3 separate regions of the Homo sapiens genome follow, and all the other regions are linked to region 1. Evidence: chromatin contacts called from ENCODE Hi-C or POLR2A ChIA-PET data. All regions are on one chromosome and are shown on one strand. The core of a region is the stretch at or near the end of the contact, and the rest is flanking DNA. Distances in the headings are between cores, read along the strand shown.

Region 1 (3,060 bases), core at 334-2,833:
CACCATGCCCAGCCCTTCTGTCAAAGTTCTAATTGCATTTTTGCAGATACTGAAAAGCTGATCCTCAAATTTATATGGAATTGCAAAAGGTCCTGAAGAGCCAAAACAATACTAAAAAAGAAGAACAATGTGGAAGGACTCATATTTTCCAATTTCAAAATTTACTACAGTATTCAAAACAGTGTGGTACTGACATAAGGTCAGACATATAGACCAGTGAAATAGAATCGTGGGCCCCAAACTAAACCCATATACGTATGGTTAACTGATTTTCAATAAGAATGCCAAGACCATTAAATAGGTAAAGAATAGTCTCTTTAACAAATAGTGCTAGGACGTCTGAATACCTACATGCAAAATGATGAAGTTGGACTCCTATCTCATACCATATATACACTCAAAATGGGTCAACAACTTAAATATAGCAGCTAAAAACTTTTAGAAGAAATCATAGGGGCCGGGTGTAGTGACTCACACCTGTAATTCTAGCACTTTGGGAGGCCAAGGCAGAAGGATCGCTTGAGCCCAGGTGTTCAAGACCAGCCTGGACAACACAGTAAGACCCTGTCTCAATAAAGAAAGAAAATCTTTAAAAAAATTTTTAAAAGAAAACACAGGGATAAATCTTTATGACTCTGGATTAGGCAACAGATTCTTAACTATGACACCAAAAGCATGTGTAACAAAAGAAAAACATAGGTAAACTGGAATTTCATCAAAATTTACAAATTGGCCGGGTGTGGCGGCTCAGGCCTGTAATCTCAGCACTTTGGGAAGCCTAGGCAGGAAGATCACTTGAGGTCAGGAATTTGAGACCAGCCTGGCCAACATGGTGAGACCCTGTCTCTATGAAAAATACAAAAAATTAGTCAGGCATGGTGATGTGTGCCTGTAGTCCCAGCTACTTGGGAGGCTGAGGTGGGAGACTCGCTTGAACCCGGGAGGTGGGGGTTGCAGTGAGCCGAGATCGTGCCATTGCACTCCTGCGTGGGTGACAGGGCGAGACTCTGTCTTTAAAAAAAAACAAAAAAACAAAACAAAACACTCATGTACATCAAAGGAAATTATCAAGAAAGTGAAAAGACAGTTTACTAAATGGGAGAAAGTATTTGCAAATGATATATTTAATAAGGATCTAGTATGCAGAATTTGTAAAGAACTCTTACAACTCAAAAACAAAAAGACAACACAATTGAAAAATGGGCAAAGGACCTGAATAGACATTTCTCCAAAGAAGATATACAAATGGCCAAAAAGCACATGAAAATATGCTCGCCTGGCATGGTGGCTCACACTTGTAATCCCAGCACTTTGGGGGGCCGAGGTGGGCAGATTGCTTGAGCCCAGGAGTTTGAGATGAGCCTGGGCAACAAGGCGAAACCCCATCTCTAACAAAAATACAAAAATTAGCCAGGCATGGTGACATGCACTTGTGGTCCCAGGTACTTGGGAGGCTGAGGTAGGTGGATCACTTGAGCCTGGGAGGTAAAGGTTCCCACGAGCCAAGATCATGCCATTGCGTTCTAGCCTGGGTGACAAAGTGAAACCCTGTCTCAAAAAATGGGAAATGAAAATGAAAAATGAAAATCAAAATCACAGTGAGGTACAACTTCATACTCCACTAGGATAGCTATAATAATTAACAGAAAGAAAAAAGACAGGAAAGTAACAAGTATTGGTGAGTATGTGGGGAAATTGGAAGCTTTATACATTGCTGTTGGGATGTAAAATGAAGCAGCTGCTATGAAAAGCAGTTTAGCAGTTCCTCAAAAAGTTAAACACAGAATTACCATACGACCCACACATTTCCAATTTTAACTATATCCCCCAAAGAAATGAAAACCAGTACTCAAATACATTTATACATATGTTCATACCAGTACTATTCACAATAACCAAAAGGCGGGCATAGCCCAAGTGTTCATCAACAGATGAATGGGTAAATTATTTGTGGTATATACAAACAATGGAATAGTAGTCAACACAAAAGGAATGAAGTACTGATGCATGCTACAACATGGATGAACTTAAAAAACATTATGTTAAGTGAATGAAGCCAGACACCCAAGGTCACATATTATACAATTTCATTTATATGAAATATCCAAAATAGGTAAACCTATACAGCCACAACATGGATGGTTGCCAGAAGTCAGGGGGAGAGAGAAACGGGGAGCCAAATGCTTAATGGGAAGAGGGTTCCCTTTTGGGGTGATAAAAGTGTTTTGGAACTAGATAGAAACAACGGTTGTACGACATTGTGAATGTACTAGAGCTGAATTATTCACTTCAAAATTATTAATTTTATGTAAGTTTTACCCCAAGTTAAAAAAAAATAAACCAAAAATAAACATATCCAGAATGTGACCACTTCTACCTCTACCATTATTACCTGCTGTAAGCCACCAGCAATTCTCTCCTGCCTGTATTACTATAATATGTGTCTGGCACATAGTGCGCAGTCAATTAATACTTGTTGAACAAAGTAAACATAAGCCTTCAGCCACCAGCCTTACCATATTATATTCATGAAAACATGTGTCAAACGCCATAGTATCATTCAGTTCCTGGCCTCAAACATGGGCTGTGTTAACCCTTAGTTCTAAGAGCAACTGTGAAATCCACCATAATAAATTGCAATCTGAAAATCCTTTTCAGTAAACTTAAGAAACAGAATCCCAGCACTTTGGGAGGATGAGATGGGTGGATCACCTCAGGTCAGGAGTTTGAGACCAGCCTGGCTAATGTGGCGAAACCTTGTCTCTACTAAAAATACAAAAATTAGCTGGGCCTGGTAGCATGCGCCTGTAGTCCTAGCTACTCGGGAGGCTGAGGTGGGAGAATCACTTGAACATGGAGGCAGAGGTTGCAATGAGTGAGATCATGCCACTGCACTCCAGCCTGGGAGACAGAGTGAGACTCTGTCCCAAAAAAAAAAAAAAAAAAAAACTGACCCATATATAATCATTTAATGTACACATTAAATGAGAAAAATATAATTTAAAACATTCTCAATCTACGGTTTTGACCTATTTGCATCTAATGTCAGTGTTATTACTG
Region 2 (3,060 bases), core at 407-2,906, 230 kb after region 1:
AGAGAAAGGGAGGAGGCAACCTTGATGAAGGAGGAAAATCAGGAGTCTGGTTCCTGGAAGCAGGAGAGGAGAATGATCATCTATATCAGATGCTGCTGATGGGTCCAGCAGGATGAAGGTTGAGAATAGACCATTGGTTTTCATGAGAGTGTGTCATCGAGGACCTTGATTCAAGTGACCATGATGAGAAGCTGTTTCAGTCGAATGGCAGGGACCTAATCGGTATGGGTTCAGTTAAGAGTGAGGGAGGAGAAGACCTGGAGACAGTAAACACAAACTATTTGAGGCATTTTGCCGCAAAGGAGCAGACAAATGAAGCGATGGCTGGTTGGGAACTGGCGTCAAGAGGTTTGTTTTTGGATGGGAGAATTAACAGTATGGCTGTATACTCATGGGAATTGTTTAAGAGAGTGGGGGAAGACGATGATACGGAAGAGGTAGGAACAGAATGTTCTTGCGTTGGAGCACAGGGATGGGATATAGTGTACAAGTGAAAGGATTGGCTTTAGTTCTGAGCAAGGCTAGTTCATCTGTGCTGATAGGTTGGAAGCAGAGCACTTTTGCAGGTTGTTAGATGAGTGGGTGGGAAGCAAGGTTTCAGCTGAGTTTAATGATGAGGGAGGAGGTATTGGATGTTTGTGGAAGAAGAAAAGGGGTTAAGTTGCCATCTGGGGACAGGGAGAGGGCCATATAGTGTGAGATTACTGGGCAGCTTTTAGGGCCCACTGGGGCTGCTGGTGAGACCAGTGAGCACTGTTGAGTGGGTTTCTCCAGCCACATTCAGCAACCTGTTTGTAGGATGAAGTGCACAGAGTAGTCATGAAGTGTCAAAGCAAATAGAACAAAATAGGTGAAATGCAAGGAGTGTTGGTAATAATTGATCATGGAACTTAAAATGGATAAGAATGAAAGGTAGGATATCCTGGGGGTGAGGGACACTGAAAAACTGGCAGAGTCAATGGCTTGGAGTTGTTGATGAACTGAAATGATTGCTGGAGTTGGGGCACTAGAGTGAGTGAACTGAATGGAGATGCATGAACTTGAGATCATGGAGGAGTTGTTATTAGTAATGACAAAGTCTGGAGTATGACCACGACAGCAAGGTGATTGACGCAGGGCAGAAGACAAGTGTATTGGAGAGGAGGAATTCGAGAAACTGAGGGGCCAGGACATTGGAAAGTTCATTGCTGTGTATATTGAAATTGCCAAGAATAAGGCCAGGTGTGATGGCTCACGCCTGTAATCCCAGCACTTTGGGAGGTGAGTTGGGAGGATTGCTTGAGCCTAGGAGTTTGAGACCAGCCTGGGTAACGTGGTGACACCCATCTCTACAAAAAATTTAAAAAATTAGCTGGACATGGCAGTACACGCCTGTAGTCCCAGCTACTTGGGAGCCTGGGAGGTCAAGGCTGCAGTGAGTCATGATCACACCCCTGCACTCCAGCTTGAGCAACAGAGTGAGACCTTGTCTATAAATAAGTAAATTAGAAAGTACTAAGAATTAGACTATTGGACAGAGTGACAGTGGAGAAGGAGCAGAAAGGGTGGGAAATGATAGAGGTAGGTAACAATTGTGATAGCAAGGATAGTCTAATGACGTGAGATTCAAAGCTAGGGGATTTCAGGGACAAAGAGGGTAGAGGATGAACTGGAGGTGGCCATGAGGAGGGAGGAAATAGTGGTACGAGGGCTGCAAGAGAAAGCAAAGCTGCCACTTGAGAGGGCTGCAGGGGAAGTGGTATTCTCAGAGGAGAGCCAGGTTTCCATGAAAGCAGGAAGGGAAAGCCTCAACACCAGAGAGGGTATTGGGCATGGAGGGGATTTTGCTGATGGCACACCACGGGTTTCATCATCCGTGGAAGCACTTTAGGACTTAAGGAGAGGTGGGAGATGAGAAAAGTTGGGGGGATATGCAGAGTCTTAACAGGAATTAGAAAGAAATGAGAGAGACCTGAGAGTCTAGAGTGCATGTGCGTGTGTGTGCGTGTGTGCATGTGTGCGCTTGCATGTGTGCATGTGAGTGTCTGCATGTGTGCATGCACTGGCTGATATAAGCAAGGATAAAGGGTATAGTGAGATGAGGCCTGGTGAACTGGAGGTTGATGGTGGCAAGGCCGTAAGCATTGGGCACAGGGTGCCATGGGTGTCTGGGCCTGTGCTTATCTCTGCCCATCCAGGTGAGGAGATGTGGGGAGATGGAAGCTCAGTTGTTGAGTGCAGGGCTAACCCTTAACCCTGGTGTTGAGAATGTCTGCTGAAAATCAGGGGGTAGAGGGCTAAGGGAGGCATGGTGTCAGTGTGGGGCCCACTCCTGCTCAGAGGGGCAAGAAGGGCTGTACTCTGAGGGTTCAGGTCTTCCCCTTGACTCCTACCTGGATTTTTTTTTTCTTTTTTTTTTTTTTTTTTGAGACGAAGTCTCGCATTGTCACCCAGGCTGGAGTGCAGTGTCACAATCTCAGCTCACTGCAACCTCCGCCTCCTCGGTTCAAATGATTCTCCGGCCTCAGCCTCCCAAGTAGCTGGGACTACAGGCGTGTGCCACCACGCCTGGCTAATTTTCACATTTTTAGTAGAAATGGGGTTTCCCCATGTTGTCCAGGCTGGTCTTGAACTCTTGACCTCAGGTGATCCACCGGCCTCAGCCTCCCAAAGTGCTGAGATTACAGGCGTGAACCACCACATCCGACCCCTACCTGTTTAATAAGAGTAATAGCCAACACTTCTTATGTGCCAGAGTCTATGCTAATCACTTTAAGTGAATCATTAGATTCTTATAATAATCTCTAGAGACAAATGCGTATTACTTTTTTATTAAACAAGGACACTGCTCAAGGTCACACAGCTACCCCATAACAGAAACAGGATTTGAACACAGTTCTCTCTGACTAATTACAGCCCATTTACAGTTAATTCAGTGGCGATATATTCTCCATGATAAATGTTAAGACTAAACCTTAATGATTTCATGTGCCATTTAAAACATCTTCTTATGTTCTGGGGTCATCTTTACTAAACGGTTTGGGCTTAAACTTAAAGTCTAGGTTAGGAACTCCTGTTGCT
Region 3 (3,060 bases), core at 403-2,902, 230 kb before region 1:
TGGACCAAGTTGAGAGACAGAAAAGAAAAAAGCACCTGACAAGGAAATGGACCTCCAGCTTAGGTCCTTCATTATATCCTCCCATTAAAATCTTACAAAATTCCTGCCTAATACATGTTAATATTCCCATTTTACCTGTAAGAGAACCAAGGCTGCAAGATATTCAGTTTTATTATTCTGGGTCAATGGCTAACGTGTAAAAACAACTTCACTACAAAGAACCAGAAGGGATAATTTTACACCAAAATGAAATACTTCCTCCTCTCCATTTATTTGGACAGATAAATGTGGCAGTAGGATTATAAAGAATAAACAATGATTTTTGTCCTCCTCATCTCCTACCTCCCCACACCCCCCACTTTTTTTGAGACAAGGTCTCACTCTGTCACCCACGCTAGAGTGCAGTGGCACAGTCACAGCACACTGTAGCCTCGACCTCCCTGGCTGAAGCAATCCTCCCATTTCAGCCTCCCAAGTGGCTGGGATTACAGGCATGCACCACCACACCTAGCTAATTTTTGTAGTTTTTGTAAAGACAGTGCTTCACTATGTTACCCAGGGTGGTCTTGAACTCCTAGGCTCAAGGGATCCTTGCCGCCTGGACCTCCCAAAGTGCTGGGATTACAAGTGTGAGCCCCTGCATCCAGCCTCCTACCTCCCTACTTATAGCCCAGTTCCAACCCCAAGGCACACAGTATTCCACAATCACACTCTGCACTCATAACCTTTCCATAAGTTTAAAAAAAAAAAAAAACCGACTTGCCCTCTGATAATGTGGTGATTGATTATCCTGTCTACTAAAGGGTTAAGGGGTTATCTCTAGGAAGAACATATTTATATTATTAAAAAATACTTCATAGTGACAATAACAAAATGGCTTCATCCAATTGCATAATTTTAATAGGAATTTCCAGCATAAAACAAGCAAATTATCTGAAGACTCTATTGACACCTAATCTACTTTCACAGGATCATAAAAACAAGCCTTTATCAACAGATTAAAAAAAAAAAAAAACGTGGCTGAGCACAATGGCTCACACCTATAATCCCAACACTTTTGGAGGTTGAGGTGGGAAGATCAACACAGAAAGACCTCCGTCTCTACAAAAAAAAAAAAAAAATTACAGCATCCTAATAAAAAGATAAAATGTCTAATTCTGAAATTTTGACAATCTACATTGCTTGCTTGTACCATTAATGCACCCTGATATTACAAAGGTGACCAAGCAATAGCTTCTGAGCCATTTTTTACCCCACCCTGAAGTCCAAAGCAAGCATAGCATGCAGATGACAACATTTCTTTGAAAAAAGCCAAGTGGGGCAAGTTCAAGAGAGACCACTCTGAATGACATTCATCTAGATTCCAGAAACTCTCATATTACATAAATCTGCAAAAACACGCACCAGGCTCTCTTTGAGAATGGAGAGTACACATAAAAATGCGTAAGTTTCAAATTTCTGATAAAACCAGATGTCTTATGTATAGATTGTTCATAGACCCAGATGGGCCAGAAGAACCTCATTCATACAACTCTCACAAGTTTTCAGAATCTATCCTCTATTGAAAATATCATGATCTCCTACAGACAATACACTCTTTCAGGATCTTGACTATAAGCAATGTCAAAATACACTTGTTAATTAATGAATGAATAACCCAAAATAAACAAGAGTCACTGAAGACAGGTCAGGTATTAGAAAAAGATACGCATTCTAAAGAGCCATTTCCTGTTTCACAATAAATAGTTTCTGAAAATCTTGAATGAGTCATCCCTTCCCAGTCATATCATGTATACATAATAATAGTAAAAACTTAGTAAGCACTTACTCTGTGGCAGTCACTATTATAAGGAGTTTACATGTATTAACTCCTTTAATCCTTTCTACAATGCTGTGAGGTAGGTATTACCAACCTTATTTTTACATATAAAAATTGGCCCAAAGATATTTAGCAACTTGCCCACCATCACACAGCTGGAAAGGGGGCCCTGCTGAGCTTCAGACCTCCACAATCTGGCACCTGTACACTATCCCACCTCTGCTAAAGACTAATGAGAGCTGGCTTATCACTACTGATCATTTTTGTTTTCATCTAATATCTACAACGTACACTGGAGGGACCATCTGGAAGGGTTAATCTTCCTAATCTTCCTAACAGACTCTTTAACATAGATTGAGGAAGACAAGCATTCTGTCATCTATCTCCTCTTTGTACCAAGCAAAATGCAACTACCAAGGGTTAGAAAGATTCTCCAGCTGGCCTGTTATTTCTGTTAATATTTAAAAGCCCCCTTAGGCTGGGCACAGTGACTCATGCCTGTCATCCCAGCACTGTTGGAGGCCAAGGCAGGTGGATCACCTGAGTCAGATGTTCAAGGCCAACCTGGCCAACATGGCAAAACCCCATCTCTACCAAAAATACAAAAATTAATCGGGCATGGTGACAGGCGCCTGTAATCCCAGCTACTCAGGAGGCTGAGGCAGGAGAATCGGCTGAACCCAGGAGGCGGAGGTTGAAATGAGCTGAGATCACGCCATTTCACTCCAGCCTGGGTGACAAGAGTGAATCTCCATCTCAAAAAAAAATAAAATAAAGGACCCCTTTACATTAGTGTTAAGTCTCTCAAAAGATGATTCAAAGTCTTCTCTAACCTTCCAGCCTTCTCCTTTGCACTAAAGCTGGCTTACTTCAAGACTTCAACCTTGTTTGGATTTAATTTACTGTTCAGGAAAATGTAATGACACAGAAGTTTGGTTGTTTCATTTTGTTTTGAACACCTGACATTTGTTGAACTTGCATATGATTTGGAGTCTAACTGAGAGTTCAAACCTGTATTATCACCAGCACAGCCTAAGGTCAATTAGAAAGCCAGTTAGGTTGAATTGCTTTCAGCTAGTGATGGGACAGAAAGGAAGCATGAATAGAACAAGGAATAAACAAAGGAAAGGTGGAAGATATTTTAGACAAGAACAGCACAGAGGTGAGAGTGAGCACATTATGGGAGAAATTATAAGAAGATATGCATGTCTAGGGCATGGAAGACAGGTGACTAGAAAGAG

Evidence for each region. Hi-C counts contacts between places; a loop is a spot of excess contacts on that map. ChIA-PET counts read pairs that join two places held with the same protein, here RNA polymerase II (POLR2A). Pooled maps may share reads with other maps.
Region 2: a loop to region 1 is called in a pooled map, with 2.6 times the contacts of the local background. The contact joins two enhancer-like sites. A Hi-C loop is called at or near these places in 1 of 50 pooled maps. POLR2A ChIA-PET finds 5 or more read pairs at or near these places in 2 of 52 experiments (OCI-LY7 and T-cell).
Region 3: a map with no recorded cell type shows a loop between it and region 1 (8-fold over the local background). The contact joins two enhancer-like sites. A Hi-C loop is called at or near these places in 4 of 37 single-sample maps with no recorded cell type and 8 of 50 pooled maps. POLR2A ChIA-PET finds 5 or more read pairs at or near these places in 1 of 52 experiments (activated CD8-positive, alpha-beta memory T cell).

What each region holds. Positions count from the first base shown.
Region 1 is chr14:63,704,113-63,707,172 of GRCh38, forward strand. The region is part of intron 1 of SGPP1 (sphingosine-1-phosphate phosphatase 1); the gene reads right to left. Among named protein-coding and RNA genes, the nearest start is that of SGPP1, 22 kb to the right of the region's middle. RefSeq lists an enhancer at 1,535-1,664. Within about 2 kb of position 1,584, at least 2 of the 41 ENCODE cell types and tissues checked have a DNase peak (open chromatin) inside an H3K27ac peak, as active enhancers do.
Region 2 is chr14:63,936,960-63,940,019 of GRCh38, forward strand. All of the region lies in intron 2 of SYNE2 (spectrin repeat containing nuclear envelope protein 2), which reads left to right. Among named protein-coding and RNA genes, the nearest start is that of SYNE2, 85 kb to the left of the region's middle. Within about 2 kb of position 1,657, at least 5 of the 41 ENCODE cell types and tissues checked have a DNase peak (open chromatin) inside an H3K27ac peak, as active enhancers do.
Region 3 is chr14:63,469,724-63,472,783 of GRCh38, forward strand. The region is part of intron 2 of PPP2R5E (protein phosphatase 2 regulatory subunit B'epsilon); the gene reads right to left. Among named protein-coding and RNA genes, the nearest start is that of PPP2R5E, 72 kb to the right of the region's middle. RefSeq lists an enhancer at 1,932-2,011. Within about 2 kb of position 1,653, at least 6 of the 41 ENCODE cell types and tissues checked have a DNase peak (open chromatin) inside an H3K27ac peak, as active enhancers do.